Linked DNA regions of Homo sapiens: region 2 is linked to region 1. A link is an interaction called in ENCODE POLR2A ChIA-PET data of the cell type or tissue named here. Cell type or tissue: PC-3. All regions are shown on one strand.

What was found. Peaks named below come from ENCODE experiments on the same cell type or tissue, not always from the same donor. Only the 100,000 strongest peaks of a DNase experiment are listed, where the experiment ranks them.
Region 2: POLR2A ChIA-PET joins it to region 1 with 9 read pairs; 2 of 35 experiments call an interaction of 5 or more read pairs at or near these places.

Annotation. Positions count from the first base shown.
Region 1 is chr17:7,803,154-7,805,653 of GRCh38, forward strand. DNAH2 (dynein axonemal heavy chain 2) reads left to right here. Exons shown (of 86, transcript NM_020877.5): 59 at 1,103-1,313; 60 at 1,805-1,921; 61 at 2,099-2,240. Among named protein-coding and RNA genes, the nearest start is that of KDM6B, 30 kb to the right of the region's middle. In PC-3, no CTCF peak of the experiment used is centred here; a DNase peak (open chromatin) is centred at 1,028; H3K4me3 peaks cover 279 bases; H3K27ac peaks cover 1,997 bases.
Region 2 is chr17:8,099,572-8,102,071 of GRCh38, forward strand. All of the region lies in intron 15 of ALOXE3 (arachidonate epidermal lipoxygenase 3), which reads right to left. Among named protein-coding and RNA genes, the nearest start is that of MIR4314, 13 kb to the left of the region's middle. In PC-3, no CTCF peak of the experiment used is centred here; no DNase peak of the experiment used is centred here.

The DNA.
Region 1 (2,500 bases):
TAGAGTCAGATCGCACAGGTGGAGGGCTCAGTCCCACAATACACCCGCCGCTTCTGATGCTAACCGAAAGCCCAGTGTTTTACCTGTGTTTCTGCCTGGCCGGTTATAAATCAAGGGTTCCCACCACCCCCTTGTCAGGTTCAGTTAATTTGCTAGAGTGGCTCACAGAACTCAGGAAACACTTCACCTACTATTGCTGATTTATTGCAAAGGATATTTTAAAAGATACAAATAAGGCTGGGCACGGTGACTCACGCCTGTAATCCCAGCACTTTGGGAGGCCAAGGTGGGCCGATCACTTGAGGTCAGGAGTTCAAGAACAGCCTGGCCAACATGGTGAAACCCTGTCTCTACAAAAATACAAAAATTAGCCAGGCATGATGGCGGGTGCCTGTAATGCCAGCTACTGGGGAGGCTGAGGCGGGAGAATCATTTGAACCCGGGAGGTGGAGGTTGCAGTGAGCTGAGATTGCATCATTGCACTCCAGCCTGGGTGACAGATCGAGACTCCGTCTCAAAAAAAAAAATCAGAAATTGTGGGGCAGGTGCAGTGGCTCATGCCTGTAATCCCAGCACGTTGGGAGGCTGAGGTGGGAGGATCACTTGAGGTCAGGAGTTTGAGACCAGCCTGGGCAAAATAACAAGACGCCATCTCTACAAAAAAAGAAAGAGAGAGAGAGAGCAATAAATTGTTGCAATACTGGGCCCACATTCATTCCCATAGGGAAAAAAAACCAGGCTGGAGCTGAGGGACGGCTGCCTGCCCTGGGCCAGCCCACCTGCCTGTTCCACAGTGGGAAACAGAGGAAGATTCTCATGTAGGGGAGGTGGTGTGATGGAGACTGTTTAACAAGCTGATTCTGGTAGTGGTGTGTAGAACAAACCAGAGGAATGAGAGCCTGAAATCAAGAAGAGCCCTTGGGAAGCTGTTGGCAATGACCCAGGCAGGAAGTGATAGAATCCCGACCAGGATGGTGGGGGTAGTGTTGGTGGCAACAGAAAGGAAGGCGGACTCGAGACACACGGGGAAGGTGGACCTTACAGGACACCGCGCTTTCCGGAAGCCCCGCCTCTCCACACCCTGTCCTATTCTTTCCCCCAGGTTGCTGGGAGAAAAACGGCAGGAGCTGCTGGCCCAAGCCAATAAACTGCGGACAGGCTTGTTCAAGATCGACGAAACTAGGGAAAAGGTGCAAGTGATGTCGTTGGAGCTGGAGGATGCCAAGAAGAAGGTGGCTGAGTTCCAGAAGCAGTGTGAGGAGTACCTGGTCATCATTGTGCAGCAGAAGCGGGAGGCAGATGAGCAGCAGAAGGTCCAGGGCCCACGCCCACCCCCCGTGCCCCACTCCCACCAGTGCCGGCTACTGCGTCAGGGAACCCATGTTCCCCCCTTCTTAAATTTTCTTTAGTGACTGGGTGCAGTGGCTCACGCCTGTAATCCCAGCACTTTGGGAGGCTGAGGCAGGAGGATCACCTGAGGTCAGGAGTTCGAGACCAACTTGGCCAACATGGTGAAACCCTGTCTCTACTAAAAATACAAAGATTAGCTGGGCGTGGTGGCGGGTGCCTGTAATCCCAGCTACTCGGGAGGCTGAGGCAGGAGAATCGCTTAAACCCTGGGGGCGGAGGTTGCAGTGAACTGAGATTGCACCACTGCACTCCAGCCTGGGCGAAAGAGCTAGACTCCATCTCAAAAAAAAAAAAAAATTCTTTAGCTTTCTCTTTCATCTTTTCCACCAACACCGTCACTCCCACCTTTGCCCAAGGCAAAGACAAAAAACCCTTGTCCTTTTTTCATCCCTAGGCCGTAACAGCCAACAGTGAAAAGATTGCAGTTGAGGAAATCAAGTGTCAGGCACTGGCTGACAATGCCCAGAAAGATCTAGAAGAGGCACTGCCCGCCCTGGAAGAGGCCATGCGGGTACCAGGGGCGGGTGCAAGGATGGGAGCCAGGAACGCGAGGCCCCGGGGAAGGGAATGGGCCAGTCTTCTTTGTCCTCAAAGACTCTGGGGAAGTGGGAAGAAGAGGTGGCACCTCAGCTAGGTTCTGTCTCCAGAAGGTCCTGTCTTACCCTCACTTTATCCCCTTTTCCCCCAGGCCCTGGAGTCTCTGAACAAGAAGGATATAGGAGAGATCAAGTCTTATGGACGGCCCCCAGCCCAAGTGGAGATAGTGATGCAGGCAGTTATGATTCTTCGAGGCAACGAGCCCACATGGGCAGAGGCCAAGAGGCAGCTAGGTAAGCTAGAGACAATGAAATCAATGACTTCCACTCACCCAGTGTTTATTGATCGTCGGCTGTGCAGCAGACACTCAGAAAGATAGGGATGGATGAGGCATTGTTCTTACCCTCAAGAGCACAGGGCCTAGTAGAAAGGAGACCGCATGAATATCAGTTAAGGTTCTTTGGTTGTGGGTCGAGTGTGGTGGTTCATGCCTGTAAACCCAAGCTTTGGGAGGGCAAGGTGGGCAGATCACTTGAGCCCAGGAGTTTGAGAC
Region 2 (2,500 bases), 300 kb after region 1:
AATTGCTTGAACCCGGGAGGCAGAGGTTGCACTGAGCCGAGACCGCGCCACTGCACTCTAGCCTGGGTGACGGAGTGAGACTCTGTCTCAAAAAAAAAAAAAAAGTAAAAAATCTTCTCTGCATTTGTGGTTATACGCCTTTCCCATTCCTAATGCTGTGTATTTATGTTCCCTTTCTTTCTCTTTTTTATTTTCCTCCTTGATTAGAATTGTCTAGGCCAGATGCAGTGGCTCACACCTATAATCCCAGCACATTGGGAGGCTAAGGCAGGAGGATCACTTTAGCCCAGGAGTTCAAGACCAGCCTGGGCAATATAACAAGACCCTGTCTCTACCAAAAATCAAAAAATTAGCCAGGCGTGGTGATGCCTGTGGCCTCAGCTACAGGAGAGGCTGGGGTGAGAGAATTTCTTGAGCCCAGGAGTTTGAGGATGCAGTGAGCCATGATCATGTCACTGCACTCCAGCCTGGGTGACCCTGTCTGGAGTTGACCAGGCTTTTTTTCAGACAACCTGACCCTGTCAAAAGAGAGAAAGAGAGAGAAAGAAAGAGAGGGAGGGAGGGAGAGGGGGGAGGGAGGGACGGAAGCAAAAAAAATAGTGCTGTAAGTGACAGTCTGCCACTTCTGGGCCTAGACTTGAAGAAATCTGAAAGCTTGTTTGCAATCTTGGAAGCCAGCCACCGTGCTATGAGGAAGTCCAGCTATCCTGCTGGGGAGAGACCCCTTGGAGAGTCCTGGGGGATAAGACAGCATATGGAGAGAGAGAAAAACCACACAGGTGCACTGAGGCCCCAGACATGTGAGCAAAGCCTTCTGGGAACTTCCAGCACAGCCCAGTCACCAGCTGATTGCATGCAAGTGTTTCACCCTAGCCAGTACCCTCTGGACTGCCCAGCCTAGCCCTGCCCAAATTTCTGATCCAGAGAATCTTAAGAAAAAAGAAATATGTCTGTAGTTTTTTTATTTTATTGTATTGTGGTTTTTTTTGAAATAACAAGTTTTATGTTTTTAAAATCAGATTGACATCTAATTTCTTTTTTTCTTTTCTTTCTTAAAGATGGGGTCTTGTTATGTGGCCCAGGCTGAAGTGCAGTGGCTATTCACAGGCATGGTCATGCACACTGCAGCCTTGAACTCCTAGCCTCTAGGAATCCTCTCTCTGCGGCCTCCTGAGTAGCTGGGACTACAGGCCTGTGCCATTGCACCTGGCTTAATACTTGATTTCTAAAACTGTAGTATAGCCATCAAAAAAACAGAACACACACACACACCAGAGAAAGAAAGAGAAAACACAGCAGAAGACAGAAATATGACACTGGATTCAAAGCCTACTTACTAGCTCTGTGCTGTTGAACAAATTGCTGAATCTCCCTGAACCTCAGTTTTCTCCCCTGTGAAGTGGAACTACCATTTATTGAACATTTATATGCCAGCACGGTGCCAAGCTGCTTTTTTTTTGTTTTTTTTTTTTTGAGATGGAACTTCACTCTTGTTGCCCAGGCTGGAGTTCAGTGGTACCATCTCAGCTCACTGCAACCTCTGCCTCCCGGGTTTAAGTGATTCTCTTACCTCAGCCTTCTGAGTAGCTGGGTTACAGGCATGCATCATCATGCCCACCTAATTTTTGTATTTTTAGTAGAGATGGGGGTTTCACCATGTTGGCCAGGCTGATCTCGAACTCCTGACCTCAGGTGATCCACCCACCTCGGCCTCCCAATGTGCTGGGATTACAGGCGTGAGCCACCACGCCTGGCTGCCAAGCATTTTAAATAGAGCTATGTATTTGGTTCACATTTTAAAATCATGTACACAAAGGATCTGATTTAATAACTGAGACATGATGGCTCCTCAGTGACAGCTGCCATTATTATTGTTGTTATAAATTTCCAAGTTAAACTTTCTATAGTTTATAGGAGAGAGCCCTCCACCCTCATGCTGTTGTCTACTTATCTGTCATCCCTCTGGGACCAGATAGGGACAGGACCCAGAGTCCTGCCATTCCCAGGATATAAGGTAGCAAGTTAAAACTTGCCAGGAAGATCAAATATGTGGGATCTTTCTTTTTTTGTTGTTTTTTTGTTTTTTGTTTTTTGTTTTTGTGTCACCCAGGCTGGCGTGCAGTGGCGTGAACATGGCTCACTGCATTTTTTTACTTCCTGGGCTCAAGTGATCCTCCCACTTTAGCTCCCCCCAAGCAGCTGGGACCACAGGCACACACTAATACGCCCGATTAATTTTTGTGTTTTGGGTAGAGACAGGGTTTCACCATGTTTCCTAGGCTGCTCTTGAATTCCTAGGCTCAAGCAATCCACCGGCCTCAGCCTCCCAAAGTGCTGGGATTGCAGGCACGAGCCACTGTGCCCAGCAACATCTGGAATCTTTCCAGCACCAAAGGGAGTCAAGCGTGAGAAATAAGAATATTCACCTGTTAGAGAGCTTGTGTGCAAGACGGCTGGGTGGAAACAAAGATGATGGGAACCAGTGATAAAGGGCTACTTG